2 separate regions of the Mus musculus genome follow, and region 2 is linked to region 1. A link is a loop called in an ENCODE intact Hi-C map of the cell type or tissue named here. Cell type or tissue: heart. All regions are shown on one strand. Links, peaks and the distances in the headings refer to the core of each region. The heading gives the core; the rest is flanking DNA. Region 1 has its middle 22 kb from the start of Vps4b. Region 2 has its middle 17 kb from the start of Gm41928.

Region 1 (12,023 bases), core at 2,209-10,208:
CACCCATGTAACCTATGAGCAACTATTCCAGGCCAAGGAGAATACTCAGTGTGGAAAGGATTCCAAGAACACACATTGGAGGTGGTAACACAGCTACTGCTGAGCCAATGATATTTTTCAAATAGTTAGCTAACCAGTGCTGGTTGAGATGCTGATGGGTGCACTGCAGACTTTGATATCCAACAGATTCACAGGGAAATCAAACATGGACTTGTTGTTCTGAAAATCTGCATTACAGCAGAAAAGATCAAGCAGAAAGCAGCCTTTGTGTCCCCAAATGACTGAAAATACAGTGGATGCTTTAAGGGGTTAAAAACAAGTGGTGAGAAATGCCTGGACTCAGTGATTACAGAAAATGCTGGGCCTGAACTGTGTCTGCTGCAGAAACTGGATACAATGAAGGAATTTACTTGTTCATATAAAGACACTCAGTGCTACCAAGGAGAGCCTTCTTTTCCTATTATTCAAATTGCAATGACAAAATGGAAGTTCTGAAAGCCCAAATGTTTATTCATAATCTTGGCCAAAGTCCACGTTGGAGAACTAAGAGTAAGTTAAAAATTAAAAAAAAAAAAAAAAACTACCGCCAATTCAATTATTTAATTTCACTGTATTAGAGTGCAAGTTGCCAAATGATCTCATTACCAAATTATATCCTAAGGTCATCCTGGGAAAATAAGCTATCTAATGCCAAGCAAACTATCCCCAAGGGTAATTCCTGGGCAATGATATATTTGAGAGTTGCAAGGTGGCTGTGTTTTTTCATAGGAAAGAAATCACTCCTGCTCCTGGTACTCTTTGATGTTACAGCTTACCTAAGCTAGAGCAGGAAAGCATTAGCACAAAGAGTATCACAGAAGACTCATCCAGTGACCTGTAAATGACAGCAGATAGGAGTCAGAAAAGCAACATTACAATAGGTTTTATAAAGAGAAACTTAGGTCTATAAAATTACATGGGGGCCAGGGAGATGGCTTGGCCAATAATGTGCTTACTTGAATTTAGATCCCTAATGGTGACATAAAACTCTAGGTGTGGTTCTGTGTGCTGAGGATGCAGACAGGAGGGTCCCTTGAGTTTCCTGGTCAGCTACTCTTGCTGAGTTGGCAAGCTTCAGGTTCAGAGAAAGACTCTCAGAAACATGGAAAACAATAGAGAAGTCACCTGGTATTGACTTCTGGTCTCTATATCATGATCCCATGCTCCTGTTCATTCACATGTAACACACACAGACACACACACACACACAGACACACACACAGACACACACACACAGACACTCACACACACACAGAGACATACACACACAGACAGACACACACACACAGACACACACACACACACACACAGACACACATACACACACAGACACACACAGACACACAGACACACACAGACATACACAAAGACACACACACACACACACACACACACACACACACACACAGGCTTCTAGAGTTAACCACAAACTTTTTCTATATATTACTCTGACAAGGCATCCATAGTTATTAAACACACAGCCAGGCCACATTATTCACAAAGGCATAAAAGCACAGCAGTGCTCAGTTCTCATGTTTGTGGGCCTATCTTTTAAATGGTGGGGCTTTTTAGAAGCAAAAGGTTCAAGTTGCCTCTTAAAGGAGAAAGTATACTATCCCTACTAAGGGAAGAACTACCCCAGCACAAAGCAGTTTTTCTGTGCCAGGAACAAGTAAGAAACACTAGAAAATGGATATCATAAGAGCTCCCAAAATGGCAGATCTAGGTCAAGAGATATACTTTGGAGGGGCATGGAGACATTAGCTTATTCATAAGCCAGATCTCTTCAAAGACCACAGAGTGTAAAGTATCATGTAATTGATCCAAGCAGCCAACATGTCAATCAAGAGATGTATACTGGGTTGATTATTACGTGAGAGCCATGTAACCCTCCAAGCTCCTTCTAAATTTCTCAAACAAAAAAGAGGGGCATTGTACACAGATCATGTAACCCATGGGCATTATAATACAATTACATCTTAGAAATAATGGTGATGTGATTTTATATGCTATGCCTGCTCACTGTGGAGTGGAGGACATGGCTATCTCTAGGCTTAGAATTCTCAAGTTCTAGGTTTGAATCCAGACTTCAGTTAGACAGCTCAAAGCCTTTCTTAGAGCATTAGAAGGGGTCTGCTTGGAAGGACACACCACCTCGAAACTCAGCTGCAATGTGAAAACTCAGTTTTCTTTTGGCCTCAGCAAGAGCAGAATCTTCCCTCCTGTTGAGAAGGCAGCTCAGGATTTGGTTCCTCTGAGTAGCCAGCCCATCCCTGCACGAGTCACTGGACCACTGCTCACTCTTGTCACACACTATTGCACAATGCTGGCTTCTTTCAATAGGAATGGGTTACGAACTCTGAGAACAGGACTAGTGCGTGGATATGGAGGTTTTAGGGAAAGTGATAAGACAAGATTCTTAGAAAGGTTCACCCACTTGCAAGTGTCAACAGGAAATTCTAGTTCCCAAACCAGCGAGTGAACTGTGCTTGATGAGGGGTAAATCACTTAGCTAGAAGTCAGCCCCAGAAGCAAACCCCGCTGGCAAAATATGGAAGCTTTACAATTTTCAGAGAATTGTGCTGTTAACTGGGAGACCAAGAGATGGCACACACATGCGTGCTATTCTGTTTTACTAAAAGAAAGAGGAAACATCCAACAGAATCCACAGTGCGGTAAAAATGCAGAAGCCCAGAGCATTAAGACCCTGCTCTGCAGGGATCACGATGACAAAGAGGAACCTAAACTATGACAGAAGAAAGTCCTGAGCTGAAGAAGCCCCATTCAGTCAGCAGCATAGCTCTAGCTCAGAGCCTGTGGGAACTGACCTAAAGACCCGTGGGACCCATGGGTGTTACATGTCGGAAATAACTGCAAGGTCTAACTGCAATACACCACAAAGGCATCGTTCCATGTACCTGAGTAAAATAAAGCTTGTCTTAGTCAGGGTTTCTATTCCTGCACAAACATCATGACCAAGAAGCAAGTTGGGGAGGAAAGGGTTTATTCGGCTTACACTTCCATACTGCTGTTCATCACCAAGGAAGTCAGGACTGGAACTCAAGCAGGTCAGGAAGCAGGAGCTGATGCAGAGGCCATGGAGGGATGTTCATTACTGGCTTGCTTCCCCTGGCTTGCTCAGCCTGCTCTCTTATAGACCCAAGACTACCAGCCCAGAGATGGTCCCACCCACAGGGGCCTTTCCCCCTTGATCACTAATTGAGAAAATGCCTTACAGTTGTATCTCATGGAGGCATTTCCTCAACTGAAGCTCCTTTCTCTGTGATAACTCCAGATGGGTCAAGTTGACACAAAACTAGCCAGTACAAAGCTCTTCCAACAGAGGCCAGGAGTAAGTCTCCCTAAACTTTTATGCTCAACAGTCTCTATCAGAGAAGGTTCTATGCTGTGGTAGACACACTGATGTGCTGGTTCTCAGCCTGTGGGTCCCGACCCCCCAGGGGTTCTCATAGCAGGCAGCATGCATATCAGAATTTTACATGACGATCCGTAGCAGTAGGAACATTACAGTTACGAAGCACTAATGAAATGATATGATGGGTGGGGGTCCCCACAACCAGAGGGACGGTATTAAAGGGTCACAACATTAGGAAGGTTGAGAATCACTGCCCTAGGCCCATAGCTGTAAAGTTGTTTTCATTTTTCTGTTAGGAACAAAATGCTATTTCTTGCTATTAAGTGTTTCAAAGAGGTAAAAGTAATGGTGGAACGTCCCCACCCCCATTCACTGAGCATCCATTACAGCCACAAACCCAACCAACTGCCTCTCATCTTTGCAGCAACCTTATAAAGCAGGAATCACTGATCTTGTTTTAAGATAAGAGTAAATTTGAAAGCACTGAAGTGAGACTGTCCTTGGGTCTCACTTCGAAATCACCAAGACTTTCATTCCTATTCTGTTCCCCAGGAGTCAAGCATAAACGCCAAAACACATCTCCACCATGCACAATGGTCTCGAGTACCGTAATTACGTTTGGCTTTGAGGGACCGATTTAAAATACCAAGCCATTTTAGAGATAGGTAGCGTGGTAAGGAAAACATAGACACGAGAGGCTAAACAACAGCCGGGTGTGGTGGGATGGGATGCATCTGTAGTTTCAGAGGCTCTCATGAGCCCTGGGGCTCAGGGACTCAGCTCGCGGAGTGCAGGTGCAGGGCGTGTGCAGATTCTCCCTGAAGACCTTTCAAGGATGTTAGTGTTGCTTTTGTTTTGTCCCCCTTCACTCAGTTCAGAAGTTCATCTCTGCTGGGAACACCCTTGCTAAGGTTCACAGGGAGAAGAAAAGCCAGAGTGGTGCGCTGGACAGTGAGTGTGAGAATAGAGGTCCGTGCTCGGTCTGTTTTCCTCCACAATAGCAGAAGCTGCTGTGCGCAGCAGGCAGGAGTACAAGAAGCCACTGGGAGCAGCTTGTCATGAGTGTGAGACCCATCTCTCCGTCCGCTCCATGCAGACTTGCATCTGGCATAGAGGGTGGGGCCGTACTCATCTCTGTTGCTTTATCGATCCTAGAAGAACTCACTTGTGCATGTGGAGATAAATGAAGTTGTAGTGGCTTTGTAAGTTTCCTAACGCTGTTATTTTGAAATAGGTCTGTGATTGGTTGAAAATAACTTAAAATAACTTTTATTTTCCTTTTGTGTGTGTGTGTGTGTGTTCTGCTTCCATGTTATGTCTGCATTACAAGCAAGCAGTGCCTACAGATGGCCGAGGACTGTGGCAGATCCCTGAAGCTGGACTTAAAGACTGTGAGCCATATGTGGGTGCTGAGAATTAAACTCTGGTTATCTGGAAGAGCAGCCGGTGCTCTTAATCACTGAGCCATCTCTGCAGACTCAAAAGAACTGATAGATAGATGGATAGATAGATAGATAGATAGATAGATACTTGGTCAAGTGCACTAATGCTTAAAAGAGAAGTGTCATGAATGCTTGATTTCTGCTTTTCTAAACTTCCCTTCCTTAGTCAAGGGGACAAACAGTTCAGTATCCCAGGACTGCTGCAAACGGAAGAGACATTCTCTTAGAGCCCTGGAGGGTGGAAGTCTGCTGTCAAGACATCAACTTGGCCAAACACTCTCTGAGGGCACATAACCTCTTCTCTATCCCGATGCCCACCCACAACCCCTGATATATCTGACTCTCTCACCACCATACCCCATGAGGGAGTCTCTGTGCCAAGTCCCCCCAGTTTGTTATAAGAACAGCAGGGCAAGAACTCTAAGTAATAACAAGTTATCAAAGGAAACAAATCTATGACCTAAATATTTCAAGACGGTTCCCAAAAGAACCAGAATCTGGGAACAATTAACTTCATAACAGTAACTGCTATTGAGACCATTAACTATATTAGGGCATTAAATATTGACTACCAAGTCTTCCCTTGTTATAAATATTTTATACAAATGACAGGGTGAAGCTCCTTTATAAATAATAGCAACAGGAAAATTTGTAATTTTATTCATTAGTGTCTGCAGATCAGAAGGAGGCGCCCAAATTATTTTTAAAAATTATTGTTCAAAAAATATTACAGAAAAAAGTAAAATCTCTTAAATATTGATTTTCACTCTCATGACTTACAAGCTTATGAAAAGTTTCCCAACATTGGGTTCATCTATAAGCTTTAGAGAAATGCATTCTCTCATTCACCACGAACTACCTTCATTTTCTCAGTTTCGCTCACTTATCTGTCAATGAACAATCTCAAATTGGTTCAAAACAGAATTCATAGTCCAAACAGTGCCAATTGGCTGCTTTCAGTTTCAGACAAGTGTGGTACTCGTGACATCTACTGGCGACATTTAGAAACTACAACTTTATTTTCTTTCTTTCTTTTTTTTTTTTAAAGATTATTTATTTATTATATGTGTATACACTCTAGCTGTCTTCAGATACTCCAGAAGAGGGCATCAGATTTTTGTTATGGATGGTTGTGAGCCACCATGTGGTTGCTGGGATTTGAACTCAGGACCTTTGGAAGAGCAGTCAGTGCTCTTAACCGCTGAGCCATCTCACCAGCCCCAAAACTACAACTTTCTATTAAGTTGTGGTTCCTTGAAAATTGTCGAGGTATAGTGGAATATGCCTTTAACGCCATCATTTAGCATGTAGAGGCAGGTGGATCTCCAAGTTTGAGTCCAGCCTGATCTGCAAAATAAGGTCTAGGACACCCAGAGCCACACAGAGGAACACTATCTCAAAAAACCAAAAGGGAAAGAAAAATAAAAAAATTGTCAGAGTTAGTAATAGCAGGGCAGAAATTCAAGGTGGAAAACAAGCTGGGAAGTCTTGCCCATAGCACTTTGGGTGGTATTAGAAACTGAGCAACATTGTTCCATAGACAAAAGCATGAACAATGAGCATAATTTAAAACTAAAAATTTTCTAAAGGCCACATATTTTTTATTATTTATTTATTTTTTTTTTTGATTTTTCGAGACAGGGTTTTTCTGTACAGCCCTGGCTGTCCTGGAACTCACTTTGTAGACCAGGCTGGCCTCGAACTCAGAAATCCGCCTGTCTCTGCCTCCCGAGTGCTGGGATTAAAGGCATGAGCCACCATGCCTGGAAAGACCACATATTTTTAAAAAGTAAAACCAAGCAGCTGGTAGTGTAGCTCAGAGGTAGGACTTTTGCAGAGCATTTGTAAGGCTCTTGGTTGCATCCCAGCACTGCCAAAAGAACAAACCAAGTGAGACAAACTAATTCCAATGATATTCACCCAATTTCACCTAATGTTACCAGAGCATTATCGTCCCAACATTGTGTCACAATAAGAAGAGAGAAGTTATTTACACTCTTAGGCTGTAGAGACTTCTCCACATGGCCCATCTCAGTGAAGACTAGCCACATCCAGGTGGTCAGTAGTCCCTGGGGCTAGCAGCCACCATATTGGACAGTGTAGAACTTAGCATAGCAAGGGCAGGGTGCAAGGCATACCCCATTCATAGGTTTACAACTTACCATCCACATTTCACATTGGTCCAAAGTCAAGCTAGAAATGGCCCACCATCCATTGATACACTGGCTTCCGAGAACCTAAAGTTTGATGTATCATTGTTGGTGGAGCGAGAGTTCAATCATGGATCTGGAAGGTGTGTGACGTTACCTACTCAGAGTCTTAAGCAGTCAAGCTTCTGTTTTCTCTTGTTTTTATGATGCTTGGACTACTACACAGTGCCTCCTGCATTCTGCAGAGGAGCTCTGTTGCTGAGCTACATCCCAGACATTCACGTTCTGGGCCAGTCATTGCATTTGTGGAAACTGAAGCATGTGATCACGAGTAAAACCATGGCTTTGGGAATCAGGTACCTGTCTGCTGGATGGGCCTACATTTCTCTTTCCAAAGCCTCCCCATGGTTGCAGCCAGCAGCCACAGCCTTTGCATAAATGAAATAAAGTATATAGTGGATTAAAATAAATATAATGAAGCTAGTTATGTTTCTTATTGATCTTGAAGATCTTTTTCTCTCAAGGCCTTTTGTTGAGTCTAATTAAAAGAAACTGTAGGAATTATTTTTGTCTACTAACCCGGACGTAGACTTTAACTAAGTTGGAAGTTACACATGCAGGAGACTTCCAGCTATGGTTGTTCAATATGCTCTTGTCATATTTGGAAAAGTAGTTGCACGCATCCACCTGTAAAAGGGCTTCTTTTTTAACAGTATGCCATCCACATAGAATGAATATCGTACCACTTCCGAAGACTTATTTGACTTATAATGTGTGGGCACAGAGACCCGAGGCTCCTTCTGGAGTTGAGCTGGTGTTATAGGTAAACTGCTCACACTCTCCCTTCCCCTACCCTACTCCTCCCTTCATGACATCCCTCAACCCATGGAGATGCTGAAACTTGGGTCTTCTGTTAGAGAAGCACACACTCTTAAATGTTGAGCCATCTCTTCAGCCTTGCCACCTTCAAAGTAAAGCTTTTAGGTAATTGCTTTTGGCTTTTCCTAGTCTTCTCAGGGTCGCCTGAGTTGTGTGGCTTCCTTCTCTCTACCTCTCCTCTTCTCTGAGTGTCTTTCATCACATTTGACCAGTTGCCATAGAACTTTCATGTGTCCAAATGACATGCTCTGTTTCTGCCTGTGGGTAATTAAATTCCAGCCATCACTTACTTCAGCAGTCCTCAACCTGTGGGTAGTAATATCCGCATATCAGATATTTACATTAGAATTCATAACAGTAGCAGAATTGCAGTTATGAAGTAGCTACAAAAATAATTTTATGGTTGGGGGTTACCACAATATGAGGAACTATATTACAGGTCACAGCATGAGCAAGGTTGAGAACTGCTGAGCTACTCACTGTTCATTCTGGATGGGAAGGATTTGGCTATTTTCCTTCCCAGCCTGCCTCTTCCACGTTCTCACCCTTCCTCCTGTCCCGCAGGCCTGCTCCTTCCATGTGCTTACACAAATGCATGCATCTTCTGGTCCTACTACTCTCCTATGATAAACTGCAACCATCTGCTTTCTTGGTTTATGACTGGACTGATGAGTGCTAAAAGAACTATAAATTAGGTGAGATAGGCAAGGAGTTAAAGGAATTATACATTAGGGAGTTTGTAGGTGCCTTTTCAAGCAAGCCACAGAATGCCAATAGCCAGTAAAGCTACTCTACCAAATTTCATCATAGACTTTCATGCCAGGTTACCATCGCTCCACACTTACGAGGGTAACTTTTATTTTATTTATTTTTTTAGAATTTCATACAAGAATGCCATATTTATATAATTTCCACACCTCCCTTCTCTCTTCTATTCCCCACCCCCTTTAAAGTTCATGACCTCTTCCTCAATTATTGTTTTACACACACATACAGACAGTCCATTCTGAGTGTTCACAGAGAGCTAGAGCTGCTCAGAATGAAGACGGGAGCATGGGGGAGAGGAACGGTCAGGGCCAGGGTATTGCATCTAGAATGCTTGGGAGGCAGAACTGGAAGGCACAGGAGCTGAACCCAGCTGGGAGATGGAGGATTCAGGGCAAAACAAGACTTACCTTCTGTCCTGTGGATGGTTTGTATTGCAAGCCTAAAATGATTTCTATTCTTTTTTTTCCCATGTATTCAATTAAGGGAATTGAGGTTGAAAACCTGCGTGGTTACAATTATTTGCTTTCATTATTGAGTAGTAAATGTTCTTTCAACTTTGAATAAATGCCTAGACACTCGACAATACAATAAAAACACACAGTACCTTACAGGAACTTCACTCTCCCCCAGTTCCCAGTCTTGATTGTCTGTTGGGCCAACCTGAGTAATTTCTCTGAAAGTGCTGTCAGAATGAGATAGCAATTATGTCACTCATTGGCAATAAACAGCTAGGGAGCCATCACCGAGAGGAAGTTTAAAAGAGTCTCCTGGGAATTACGTTGTTCTGCTTTAGTTCTGTGAGATGTAAATGGATCTCTAAAAATGTGTGCTTATGTGCTTTTTCTCTCTTATTGCAACATAAAATGTATCCCTGAGGTAAGGCCCATGCCATGATGACAGATTCAAGTATTCACAATTTATTCCTCAGGGTTAGGATTCAGTAACTTAGAGTGGCCAAGGACCTGAAATATCAACTATTTTTAAGTGTCCCATAATTCTTCCCCTTTTTTTCCCCAAAGTATGAGTCTCTCAAGATTTACCAAAGATAGAGTGTGGGCGCTGTGTAACAGAGAGGCATTCATTCTTGGAGACTGGCCTACTGAGATGCTCATGTAGGGGCCTGTTAGGGTTGCCATTTTGGAAACAAACTCTACTTGGAACTATGCCCAGTCCCTGGGCAGAGAACCTGTCCAATTCCATTTGCATTACGCAGCCAAATGTCTTGTCTGGTGAGGAAATCAATGAACTTCTTAGATATTTATGGGGCTAGGTTTGACTGGGTAAAGAGGAACGACAGCCTAGAAAAAGAGGTGCAAACCCTCACTGGTATTTATTAGGAAAAAACACCTTTTGGTAATGTAAAAATTCTAAATTATGGAATATTTCAATGATATTTAAAAATGATTATATATAGCAAACTAAAATTCCTATGATTATTCATCAACTAAATGAGAAGACATATTTTCTTACCCCCATATTAAAATACATATAAATAAAAAATGATTTGAACTCCCTTTTAAAAAGATTTATTTTTATTTATGTGTATATGTTTGTGTTTGTGTGTAGGTATGTACACTGTAGGTGTTCATGGCAGCCAGAAGACTGTGTCAGATCCCTTGGAGCTGGAGTTACAGGTGATTGGATGCTTCTTACTGTGGGTGCTGGTAACCAAACTGAGGTTGTCTAGGAGAGCAGTAATCACTCCTGGCCCTGAAGTCCTCTCTCCAGACCATATTTTCTATTCTAAGCAAATATAAATCAGTACTATGGATGTGTGAAAATAAATTTCAAAATAGTGACTACAGTGGTTTGAAAAGGCTTGGCTCATAGGAAGTGGCACTGTTGGGAGGTATGGTCTTGTTGGAGGTAGTGTCATTATCAGGGTAGGCTTTGAGATCCTCCTAGCTGACAGTCTTCTAGATGTAGAACTCTTAGCTCCTTTTCCACTGCCATGCCTGCCTGGATGCTCCCATGATTTTGCCTTGATGATAATGGACTGAACCTCTGAACCTATAAGCTATCCCCAATGAAATGTTTTCCTTTATAAGAGTTGCCTTGGTCATGGTGTCTGTTCACAGCAATGGGCAGCCTAACTAAGACAGCTATGTTGAAATCAATGAAGACCTGTGGCCTATTAATAATGTGATTATGGAGTGCTGGAGAGATGACTCAGCGGTTAAGAGCACTGACTGCTCTTCCCAAGGTCCTGAGTTCAAATCCCAGCAACCACATGTTGGCTCACGATCACCCGTAATGAGATCTGATGCCCTTTTCTGGTGTGTTTGAAGAGAGCTACAATGTACTTAAAATAAAAATAAGCCTTAAAAAAATTATGTGATTGTGGCTTCAACTGTACAGTGAGAGTTGCTGCCCTAATGTTTCTGAAAGGGCATTTGAGAGTTCATTTATCTGCAGGGAACTGTGAATTCAAGGAGCTTCACTATGTACTCTATTGATGATATACTCGACAATAGTAACTGACTGATAGGCAGGACCAGAACCAGACCAGTGAAAAACAAGCTGTGAAGTCTTTCTGCTTGGATCTGGAAGATGGCAGTCTGTGATTTCTGATAATGAGTGCTGTGACGTGTGATCGAGGGTGATGGTGCGGGATGCACACCCTCTTTGAAAAAGTGGCTAATGACCTATTATTGTGATGAGTTTTATTTTTTATTTTTATTTTTTATTATTAGGTATTTTCCTCGTTTACATTTTCAATGCTATCCCAAAGGTCCCCCATACCCACCCGCCCCAATCCCCTACCCACCCACTCCCCCTTTTTGGCCCTGGCGTTCCCCTGTACTGGGGCATATAAAGTTTGCAAGTCCAATGGGCCTCTCTTTGCAGTGATGGCCGACTAGGCCATCTTTTGATACATATGCAGCTAGAGTCAAGAGCTCAGGGGTACTGGTTAGTTCATAATGTTGTTCCACCTATAGGGTTGCAGATCCCTTTAGCTCCTTGAGTACTTTCTCTAGCTCCTCCATTGGGGGCCCTGTGATCCATCCAATAGCTGACTGTGAGCATCCACTTCTGTGTTTGCTAGGCCCCGGCATAGTCTGTGATGAGTTTTATGATCAGGTTGGTCCCAGCTTGGTGGAGGAGAACATCTGTGTGATGATTTCTGTGCCCCATTTCACCTCTATTCTTTTTTAAGATACTTTTTGGCTTTTCGAAGATTATCTGTTCTTAACCTCACTGGTTTCTTCACTATTCATTTCTTCTGAATCTCTTTGTAGAGATTGATACGTTCGTTACTCGTTGGCACAGGTTTCTTCTCTCATAGGTCCTCTCAGCAAGCACAACAAGAAATATATGTATGTACACATTTTAATTTGTGGATATCCCCATATCAACCAAGCTATTGAA
Region 2 (12,023 bases), core at 1,368-9,367, 310 kb before region 1:
CTGGCTGTCCTGGAACTCAGTTTGTAGACCAGACTGGCCTAGAACTCAGTTTGTAGACCAGGCTGGCCTCGAACTCAGAAATCCGCCTGCCTCTGCCTCCTGAGTACTGGAATTAAAGGTGTGCGCCGCCACGCCAAGCTTAAATGTCTCTTTTAACATGTAATATCTAGGTGTGAATGTATATTCCAGGTGTGGCCTAGCAGTAAGCCTCTATTACTATGACTGTGGATTATACTCTCATTGCTATGATGGTTTGGATTGTGATTGTCAATCCATTACCAAATCTGTTCTTCCCTGTATATTCCTTCAATATTAATTTTTAAAGACATAAATGTGGGCTGGGAGCATAGCTTAGTTGGCAGATCACTTCCCGAGCATAGGTGAGGCCCTGGGTTTGATCCGTAGCCCAGGAACTGGGAATGGTAGTGCATAAAGTCTATAATTCCAGGACTCAGGAGGGAGGCAGGGAATCAGAAGCTCAAGGTCATTTTTAGCCATATAGCAAGTCCAAGGCCAGCCTCAGATGTATGAAACTCTGTCTTAAAATGACAACACAAAGCCAGAAATGTTACAAAGCACCATGAATGAATGCATGGTATTCATGACTCAAATAAAGGAGGAAGAATGATGTCATTGGTTTGCTTATTCTGATTTGACTCTCCCTTTCTATTATTTATTGATCCATATAGATTCTAGGCCTTATTCCAAGTCACTGATGTCAAAAAATTTAAACTGACCAGGGCCAAAGACAAATGTCTCCACAAGTTGACACTGAGCCATTGGCTTTGAATAGAGCTATTAAACCACCTATGAATTGCTGCAATGCAGGTCCTTCAAAATGTGTTGGACTATTGCTCTAGTGATGAGATTTACTCTAAAGGAAAGAAAAATAGTTCTAAGTCTAATAAAGATACAAGTAATAAATAGCATTACTTATCAATTAAACTTTTTTCATAGTAATATTATTAATTAAATTTATTAACAGTAAGCAATACTTTAAGACAAATACTAACTCATGCCCAGTGAGTCACTTAGAGTGTAGGATACTGCAGATGTGTGTCTGGTGTGTACTGATCATCTTGTAATGTCTTAGAACCCCCCTCAAGTAAACCCCAGACTCTCTCTATTACGCACTGTATGCTTCCAACCAGATCCACTGCTGTATAAACAAAGGGACTTTTCAAAGTGTTCTGCTTTGATCAGAGCCACAGTGGTTCCATCCATTTTAACTCCTTAGTTAGACCTAGGAAGCCAGGAAGTGGGAGACTGCAAACCAATGAGTCAGGAGACCCCAGTTCTTGATGTGCCCAGAACATGATGCAGACCAAAAGACAAGGACAGAGTCACACTGGCTCAGAGGCTGAGCTCGTTCACCAGGGAGGATCCAGTATGAAACCAAGTGTGCAGGTCAGGATGAGTGGCTGAGGTGATCCCCGCACAGAAACAAAAGTCCACATCCAAGTCTGGTGGCATCCAACAGCTGCTAATGGCCGTGTGCTGCTGGGTGAGTAGCCTGTTCCCAGCAGTTCATTGGTTTAGGTGCTTCTTTCTCTCTTCAAGCATTTTGTTGTTGTTGTTGTTGCATGATTTAACACAGGAATTTGAGCTTCCTTCCCCTTTTCTGTCACATTGGTTCTCTGTCTTGATACATTTCTGTGGTTGTACCTCTTGCATGTTCTGTAAACACCTTATTTGCCATACCTATTAGCATGCTTCCATTGGGAAGTGATTGTATTATCTTGAAAGGCACTTCAATGCTGCACTGATGGTCCAGTGTGTAGGAGCTCTGGCTGCTCTTCCAGAGGTCCCGATTTCCATTCTCAGCACCTATATGGTGGACCACAACTGTATGAGGCCCTCTTCTGATGTGCAGATGTTCATGCACACAAAATATTCATACATAATCGAGTTTGGGGCTGGAGAGATGGCTCAGTGATTAAGAGCATGGGTGTTCTTCCAAATGACCCACGTTTGACTCCCAGCACCCATGTGGAAGCTCCCAATTGTTTTGTGCCCTCTTCTGGCCTCTTTGGGCACCAGGCATACACATGATGCACAGACATACATGCAGGCAAACACTCATACACATAAAATAAATGTTTTTAAAAATTCTTTTTAAAAGCACTTCAGCAAGCTGGATTTTATCTTAACATGCAAGGGAATTTGGAATTGATAGACACTGTTGGACCTCAGTGGGAGGAGAGGCCCTTGGGCCTGAAGGTGTTCGATGCCCCAGTGTAGAGGAATGCCAGGGTGGGAAGATGGGAGTGGATGGGTGGGGGAGCACCCTCATAAAGGCAGGGGGAGGGGGAATGGGATAGAGGGTTTCTGAAGGGGAGACCTGGAAAGGAGAAAACATTTGAAATGTAAATAAAGAAAATATTCAATTTAAAAGAAAAGAAAGAAAAAGAAGAAAGAAAAAGAAATTGACAGACACTTGTAGTGGCTCCTTTTCTGTACATTGAAGAAGTGCTTCTGTAGGTCAAAGCACCTCTAATTAGCAGGTTCTAAGTCATAGATTTAGTCTTCATAAATCATGGCTAATGCAATCAGCAAACACCTCGTTCTGAAGGGTCTCAGGAAGCACGGGGTTTGACCAGTGGCTGGAATCATAACTATGATTCCGGCACCGTGGTGAGCATTACAGTATGATTTAAGGTTGGCATTTAGTAAATTAAATGAGATCATTTTATAACTACTAATCGTAGGAGAAGGCTGACTCATGTGTGTCCCATATGACACAAAAGTAGGTCTAAGGTAGCTCGGAGAGTGCTTTCTGTTGCCCTTGACGTCACTTATTCATCACCTACTAATAATTGCTTAGAATATTCTGGAAACTGGCACAACTAACACCCCTGGCTTAATTCACTTCCCATAATTACTTAGTCTTAGAGTAATTCACAGCCAAGTACCAAAACCTAAATGGCTTCAAATGTGTTAGTTACAAATTAGTGGGAATCAGCATCATCCAAAGAGTTTCGCAGGCTTAGGAATCGTCTAGAGTCAAGCTAGAGAGAGTACAAGTGCAAGCTGGCAGATGGCTCTGTGGTTAAGTTGCTCGGTGCCAAAACCTGATGGCCCAAGTTTGATCCAAGGCCCCACACAGGCAAAGGAGAGAATCAACTCCTTTAAATTATCTTATGACTTCTACCCGTATATCATAACCCTTGAACATACATGGGAATACTAATGCACACAAAATGCATATTTTTAAACATTAAAAAATTAAGTATGACTGGGAAGTCCATATCTATTGTACTACATCTTCTCTTATAAATGGAGAGGCAAAAAAAAAAAAAAAACTGGCAATGAGTATATGGGACGGTGGCAAAGTTTGTCCAGTGTCGGTCATGTTTTGGCAGGTAAGGGCTAAAAGAACAGATAATGTTTACTGTTTGTTTTGAATCTTTCATCCCTTATCATGTCATTACTGTGTGAATTAGATGTGTCTTATCCATGGGTATATGGTATGAGAACAGCAGGTTTGGAGCCAGATCCTAGAGCTTGTGTCTTGGTGGTTGCAGGCTAAGTAGTGACAGTTTGTGGACAGCCTCTTGGCTCTGTGATACCACATAAACCGAGATAGCACTAAGCACTATAGCAAATCACCAGCGTCAGGACCTTAGGCTCACACAGATGCTCTTGATTTATCCTGTAATAACTTAATCACATGATTTATAGACACCATCTCCTGTTGGAACAAGCTTAGAAAAATATGCTTCTGATGTGCTGTGAAATAGAGATTTTAAAAATTCAAATGACTTATAAGAAAATATATTTTATCTTAGGAATAATGATAGACTGACTACCTCAGATCTTAGGGCCTCTATAAACTCGTAGTTCAGGGTTTCCCCTGCACCCCAGCCCTCTCCACTGCACAGCTCATCATCTCCTTCAGAACTACAAATCTGAATGTCCAGGTGCCTGAATAGATAGCAAATGGGATATGAGTAGTGGCGGGTGGGTACACATGAGAAAGGAGCTATAAAAGATGATTCATTAACATAGGAAGGCCCCTAAAGCTAAAATATATTGAAGCTGGGTACCACCTTTCCAAAACACAAATCCAGGCCCCTGGTTTGACTAAGGATTCATTGAAGAATTTCCTGTGCTAAGGGGATCCTAATGTTCTGTCCTGTCACGGCCCCTCAGAGTTGACTCACATACCCGCTCCCCATTCCCATGTAGGCTCTGCAAGGTACGCAATCTGTTCTTACTGATCCCCAATAACCTTTTTTTCCTCTCCCCCTGCACCTCACCCTCTTTAAGTCCTAGGGCTTCTGTTCTCTTGGCCCAGCCCATATTTACTTCAAGAACCCCCCTGCCAGGTAATGAGACAATAAAAGCCAGCTTGGGCCAGAGTCAGAAAGTCTAGAAACCTTGAAATATAACAGAGGCCAGTGCCTGACACTGGAAAGTCAGTGCTGGTCTCTAGCAAGTGGACACCTGGAACAAAAGAGACATTCTGAGAAGCCCTCTGCCTGGGCTGGGCATCGCTCATGATGGACACACTGAAAGAAGTGGAAAACCCCGATCTGGCCACTGCAGATCCCATGGCTTCTGCTGTTAGGTCTTCACAGGCCAGGAGGATAAGAAAGGCCAGGACCCAGCAACCCAATAAAGACAGTGGCCAGAGGGCCACTGAAAGACAGGACAGGGTGGACTTGCAGCCAACAATCCTTTAAACCCGTCTGTGCTGAGTTCCCACTGGACAGTTCTCTTTTTAAAATATTTTTTATTCTAATATAATGATATTATTTCTCCTCTTCCCTTTCTTACTCCTAACTCTAAATTCATGACTCCCCCCTTTTTAACTATTGGTGTGTGTGTTTGTGTGTATGCACATGTGCATATACGTGTGCATGTGTGCGTGTGCCTGTGTGTGTTCCTAAATGTAGAAATACAACCTTCCCAATCTGTATAATGTTAGTTACATATGTTTTTAGGGCTGACCGTGTTGTATTGGATAAAGAATGACTGTGTTGCTCCCTGAGGACCAGCATTTCTTTCACTCCCAGCATTCCTTAGTTCCCTGTAGCTTTTATCTAGACCTCACGAGCTTTCTCCCTCCACTGTACAGTTCTTAAGGACACAGGGGATGATGGAGCACTAAAGGCTGTGGAGGAACTTCTCCAGCTGACAGCCCAGTAAGAATCATTCTCGGGCACATGCCATCCTTTCGGAACCTGAGGTCTAGCTGTGTCCTAGGGATTGTGTCCTGGGTTGGTGGTCAAGGACCCTGTGGACCTCCAGGGGAACTCGGGTTCTTTGAAGAGATCCCTAAGGGACTTGGGGAAGTTTAGAGAGCAGGGGATCTTCCAGAGACCAGGAGAGCTTCCTGGCATGGGAGCCGGCCTGGACTTTGCTGCTTTCTTTCCTGATGGTTCTCTCTGTATGGTCCAGTTCAGGGTAAATTCACAAGGAAGCCCTTCAGTTCTCACCACTCTCTCTCCTCCAGAATTTTCACAGGTGAAAGTTTCCTGCGGCGTGGCATTCACTCTTTGTCTCGCTTGGATTGGAAATAGTGAAGCTAGAGGTTCCATCTTATACTGTATTTGCTAAAGTGCTTCCTCCAGGGCATATGAAGAACACTTGGTGTTGATCGCAACAAATGAAAGAGATGTACACACACACACACACACACACACACACACACACACACGTTCTCTGCCTTCTTTCTTCTTGGCTCTCTGCTCCTCCTTCTCTTCTCTCCCTCTCCTCTCCTCCCCCTCCCCCCACCCCCAACTCCTTACTGGATATCAGGCACAGTGCTTAGCTGACAGTCTTTGTTCCATTTTGATGCATCCAGAAAGGCTCTCAGGGAAATGCCTACCAGGTGGAAGAATGCATTTTGCAGATGGTGGACAGAAACCATGTTGTAGTTTTCTGGAGGAGGTGAAATTGTACTCTGCATTTCTCTGTGGGATGAGAACTCTGTAATTTAGGATTTGCCTAATTGGTGTTTAGGGTTTCCAGGGATTCTTGCTCTCCTGATAGTTCTGGCTATGTTGGGGGAGATTCACTTTCAATGGCTTGAAACATCTGTGTCTTAATGAGATGACTCAGGACTAGCAGGGAGAGAGGTCAGTCCAGGAGCCCTGTTTCCCCTTACCCAGTAAAGTGGATCGGTAAGAAACTGAAGGAGCGTGCTGTGCTGTCCGGAGCTCCCAGCCCAGATTTGCAGGTCTGGCTTTTGTCCATGCTTGCCTCAAGGTCAGCTCTGAGAGGTTGGTAGCCAGAGAACAGGTGCCACTGAAAATGGTTACATCCTTGTGTCTGTGTCCCCTCAGCAGCTGCAGGCTGCACTGGGGGCAGAAGCTGTAGCCCTGCTCCTTCAGGGATTCTAGATGGTTGCAAACACAGCCAAACCAAACTGCTTCATGAGAACTTGCTGTCTCCTTCTTCTCATTCCTGTCTCTATTCTGTCCATTTGTTCCTTTGTTCTCAGAACAGAAAAGGACCAGAAATCCTGCCCATTTTGTATCTAGCAGAGCAAATATGTTGGTATGTGGAAATGGAGTACCCACTGTTTTAGACTTGTAAAGTCACAAGGATAATTGCTTTCGGGTGGGGCAGGAGCAAACTAGGAGATAGTCCCTTTTCTCCCAGGCCTGCACTAGAATTGAATCCGTCATACTTTCCCAAACCACTTATAGTTGGCATCTGGTAGAAATGAGCAGCCTCTGTATGTACATTACACACCCATTCCTCAGATGAATCAATCGCACATACTAGACACACATCACCCATATGTTCCACACAAACACAGATTCCACATTTTACATACAGCGGAAGTACTATAGGACAAGAGTACATCAGATTTTGCTACCACATAGTAGAGGATTTTACATGGATTGGAGCCTACTTCTGTGTGTGTGTGTGTGTGTGTGTGTGTTTGTGAGTGCACGTTATGTATGATGTGTTTGATGTGTGGCATACATGGTGTGGTATGGTAGGTATGGCATGGGGTAGTGTATGTACTGGGTGGTATGTGTGTATATGTAAAATGCAGAATATCTGGGTAACGTGTAATGTGTGTCTGGTATGTGTGATTGATGTATCTGAGGTATGGGTATGTAATGTACATGTAGCATGTACATGGTATGGAATGGTATGGTGTGATGTGTGCATATGTGATGTCTGTGGTATGGTATGCATAGTGTAGTATGTATATGTGATGTGGTATGTATGATATGTATGGTGCATGGTATAGTATGGTATGTTCTCTGTTTGTGGTGTGTTGATGCTCTTGGCCTTTGTTTGTAATGTGTGTAGTGTGTATGTGTGATGTGGCTGGCATATGTATATAAAGTGTATGGTGTATATGTGATGTGTCTGACATATGTATAATGTGTGTGTGTGTGTCTCTGTGTGTCTGTGTGTATGTTTGTGTGTGTGATGTGATGTGTCTGGCATATGTGTGCATGGTGGACATGTAGGGAGCAGGGGCTGTGGCCAGGATGAGAGTGTTGTAGAGGAGCAACTCCCTTATCAAAAGAGGATGACAGACAGTCTGCATCCTGCTTGCCTCTCCCTACAAGAGATGCTTACATCTGTCAGTGCTGTTTGCTCTTCAGATCTCTGGGCAGCACTACAAGCTGACCTTTATAAACAATGAAACTGACATGAGGCTAGAGTCTCAGCTTGCTTGCACTAGTGCAGTCAAGTGCCACAAAATGGATGACTCCGCTAGCAGACATCCCTCTCCTTGTCATTCTAGAAGCTAGAAATCAAGCTGCAACAGAGCTGTGTCCTCCTCAGTCCTCTGGAGAGGAGCCTTCTTGCCTTATTCCTGACTTGTGATTGTGCCATTTCTGTTCTCAGCATGCTTCAGCTTGAGGCTGCATCTCCTAGATGTCTGTCTCTGTCCCAACATGCTTTGTATTTTCTTATCTACAGTTCCTGATTCCCATGAAAAAGAGATAAATGGGAGGGTAGGGGCTGAGGAGTCGAGGATGTCTCAGAGATGGTGTCTTCATCAGGAGTCCAATGTGTGTGTATAGAGATGAATATGGATGCCTATGGAAAGGGAGTATCAGAGTGTGATTACAGGCAGTTGTGGGCTTCCCAATGTGAGTGCTGGGAACTGAACTCAGGAACAATAGGTATAATAGATCAATAGCATAATAGCATAATGATAGCACAATAGATCACTGGTCACAGTTATTATAATAATGCAGAAATGGGAAGTGCTACAGGAAAGTGACAGAGATGCAAAGTGATTACATCACAGTCCATAGATGTGTTCAGTTATGCTACATCCTTCCATTGGTACCAGGTACAGAATCTTCCCAGCATAGTAGACTAAGGTACACCTGTGCCTCTACCTCTCATTCTCTACCTCTCATGGCATAATCAACCACCTCCCAACTCCATCCCATTAGGGCTACTGGGGTTTAACATACAAATCTGAATTCATATTTGTGCTGGGAACTGAATGCAGATCTTTTAGACAAGCACAAAGTGCTCTTGATCACTTAACAATCTTTCCAGCCCTCGGCTAAGTATTTTAAACAAACAAACAAACAAGCAAACAAACGAACAAAAGATTTGATATGTAAGATAGTTATAGAAGTGTCCACAAGGCTAAAGAAGCAATAGAACAGGAAGTGGAAAGAATAGTTATTTGAGAAGAGAAGGAGAAAGAGACTGCAGCAGGAAACCATGTGTGGGCAATATGGCAGCAGAGACATCTGTGGGTGCTTCCCTCACCCAGAGCCCTCAGGACACAGGAAAAAAGGAACAGTCTGGGACAGGATCCTTCTAGTTTCCATCTGTACCCCTGAGCTGACCCTGTGCCACAGCTCTCCATACCCAAATTCCTCCCTGAGAGAACTGGTCTCCCAGTAGTGCTGACACGCAGGCTTGCAGGAGGGACAAGACACAGTCAGAGAGAGCAAGACCAGCTAACAGATGATAACAGATAACAGCAAGACCAGAGATAACCAGATGGTGAGAGGCAAGGGCAAGAACATAAGCAACAGAAACCAAGATTTCATCAGAACCCAGTTCTCCCACCACAGCAAGCCCTGGATACTCCAGCACACTGGAAAAGCAAGACTCTGATTTAAAATCACATCGCATGATCTATCGTCATAGAGGACTTTAAGAAGGACAAAAATAACTCCCTTAAAGAAATACAGGAAAACACAGGTAAACAGATAGAAACGAGAAAACACAAAAATCTCTTAAAGAATTGCAGTAAAACACAACCAAACAGGTGAAGGAATTGAATAAAACCATCCAGCATCTAAAAGTGGAAAGAGAAACAATAAAGAAATCACAAAAGGAGACAAGCCTGGAGATAAAAAACCTAGGAAAGAGATTAGGAGTCATAGATGCAAGCATCACCAATAGATAACAAGAGATAGAAGAGAGAATCTCAGGTGCAAAAGATGCCATAGAAAACATTGACACAAAAGTCAAAGAAAATGCAAAATGCAAAAAGCTCCTAACCCAAAACATACAGGAAATCCAGGACACAGTGAGAAGACCAAACCTAAGGATAATAGGTATAGAAGAGAGTGAAGATTCCCAACTTAAAAGGGCCAGTGAATATCTTCAACAAAATTATAGAAGAAAACTTCCCTAATCTAAAGAAAGAGATGCCCATGAACATACAAGAAGCCTACAGAAATCCAAATAGATTGGATCAGAAAAGCAATTTTTCCTGTCACATAATAATCAAAACACCAACTGTACAAAACAAAGAAAGAATATTAAATGCAGTAAGGGAAAAGGGTCAACATATAAAAGTAGACCTATCTGAATTACACCAGACTTTTCACCAGAGACTATGAAAGCCAGAAGATCCTGGACAGATGTCATACAGACCCTAAGAGAACACAAATGTCAGCCCAGGCTACTATACCCAGCAAAACTCTCAATTACCATAGATGGAGAAACCAATATATTACATGACAAAACAAAATTTACATAATACTTTTCCACAAATCCACCCCTACAAAGGATAATCGATGGAAAACTGCAGCACAAGGGGGGGGGAGGGAAAACACACCCTAGAAAAAGCAAGCAAGTAATCTTCTTTCAACAAACCCAACATAAGATAGCCACAGAAACATAATTCCACCTCTAACAACAAAAATAATAGGAAGCAGCAATCACTATTCCTTAATATCTCTTATTTTCAACTGAGGAAATTTGAATGGCTGAGAAGCACCTAAAGAAACGTTCAACATCATTAGTCATCAGGGAAATGCAAGTCAAAAATACCCTGAGATTCCACCTTACACCAGCCAAAATGGCTAAGATAAAAAACTCAGGTGACAGCAGATGCTGGCGAGGATGTGGAGAAATAGGAACACTCCTCCATTGCTGGTGGGATTGTAAGCTGGTACAACCACTCTGGAAATCAGTCTAGGGGGGTCCTCAGAAAATTGGACATAGTACTACCTGAGGACCCTGCTATACCACTACTGGGCATATACCCAGAAGATGTTCCAACTTGTAATAAGGACACATGCTCCACTATGTTCATAACAGCCATATTTATAGCAGCCAGAAGCTGGAAAGAATCCACATATCCCTCAAGGGAATGGATACAGAAAATGTGGTCCACTTAAACAATGAACTCAACTATTAAAAACAATGACTTCATGAAATTCACAGGCCAATAGATGGAACTAGAAAATATCACCCTGAGTGAGGTAACTCAGTCACAAAAGAACACATATGGTATGTACTCACTGATAAGTGGTATTAGGCAAAGAACATGTAATACCCAAGATACAGTTCACAGATGACATGAAGCTCAAGAGGAAGGAAGACCAAAGAGTGGATGTTTCAGTCCTACTTAGAAGGGGGAATCAAAATAATCAAGGGAAGTAGAGGAAAAGAAGAAATGTCCTAAGATTATTTTTAGTTCTTTTATGTGTTTTTTCCTTAATAGAAAAGAATATCAGGATGTTTTTGTTTGCTTAAGATAGGAGCATGATACTTTAAAGGAGACATATGCTGTCCATATATGTCTGCTTCCAACACTTGAAGAGTAGAACAGTTGTTAAATAAGCCTCGAGTCCTGTTTAGTATCTATGACCAGCCGTTTCCCTTTGAACAGACACCTGAACCCTCGTTTTGATGTCCTGGAGTTACACCCTTGACTGATCTCTTTATAGGCCAGTCTCACTGAGCATTCACTGTGAGCAAGCTGAGCCCTGAAATGAGTGCTTCACTGTGAATTCCTGCAGGGGGCGCAGATGGACTGAAAGCGAGGCATCCTGCAGTGGGCAGTGTGAAGTCAAGTTCCTCTTCCAACAGTGTCATGGTTTCAACTTTGGTAGCTTCCCTCTCCCGCTGTGGATATAATTTCCACTTCACATATTGTGTCACCCAGACTGAGTGTACTTTCAGTCATGATACTAACTTCAGTGAAGGGCATGTATGTATGCTGAATGTAAGGTCTGAGTTGCTGGCAGAGACCCTTCTCTTAGTAAGAAATTTATGAGCACAGAGATTTGTTCCTCTATCGAGACACTGCTGACTTACATGTCCCCAAGCAACTGGCAGGTCAATTAGAGGACCTTGTATGTTTAGTTCAGCACCTGACTTTTAACAAATCACCAGCTATCTTTATTAAATAAAGTATGTGTATTAGCTACTAGAAGCAGCTAATCATGTGATCCAGACACAGTGAATGGTTATTAGGGGTGCTGCATTCTGGGTTAATCTATCTTAGTTTTGTTTTGGGTTTGCTTGTTTGGATTTTTAAATTGCATTCAGTTACATTTACTTATTGATATACTTATGTATTTATGTATCTTCCTACTGGGAATTGAACCCAGGTACTTCAGCAGACTTAGCATGTATGCTGCCACTGAACCTCATCCCCAGACCCCTGTTTTACTTTTTAAAAATTTGAGCCGGGTGGTGGTGGCACATGCCTTTAATCCCAGCACTTGGGAGGCAGAGGCAGGAGGATTTCTGAGTTCGAGGCCAACCTGGTCTACAACCTGGTCAACCTGGTCTACACTACAAAGTGAGTTACAGGACAGCCAGGGCTACAC

Evidence for each region. A loop is a pair of places that touch in the nucleus more often than their neighbours do. Peaks named below come from ENCODE experiments on the same cell type or tissue, not always from the same donor. Only the 100,000 strongest peaks of a DNase experiment are listed, where the experiment ranks them.
Region 2: it touches region 1 in a loop (2.8-fold over the local background); 8 of 42 quality-filtered maps call a loop at or near these places.

The regions. Positions count from the first base shown.
Region 1 is chr1:106,812,729-106,824,751 of GRCm38, forward strand. No RefSeq gene overlaps it. Among named protein-coding and RNA genes, the nearest start is that of Vps4b, 22 kb to the left of the region's middle. In heart, for the core only: a CTCF peak has its summit at 5,832 (motif pointing left); no DNase peak of the experiment used is centred there.
Region 2 is chr1:106,500,566-106,512,588 of GRCm38, forward strand. No RefSeq gene overlaps it. Among named protein-coding and RNA genes, the nearest start is that of Gm41928, 17 kb to the right of the region's middle. In heart, for the core only: no CTCF peak of the experiment used is centred there; no DNase peak of the experiment used is centred there.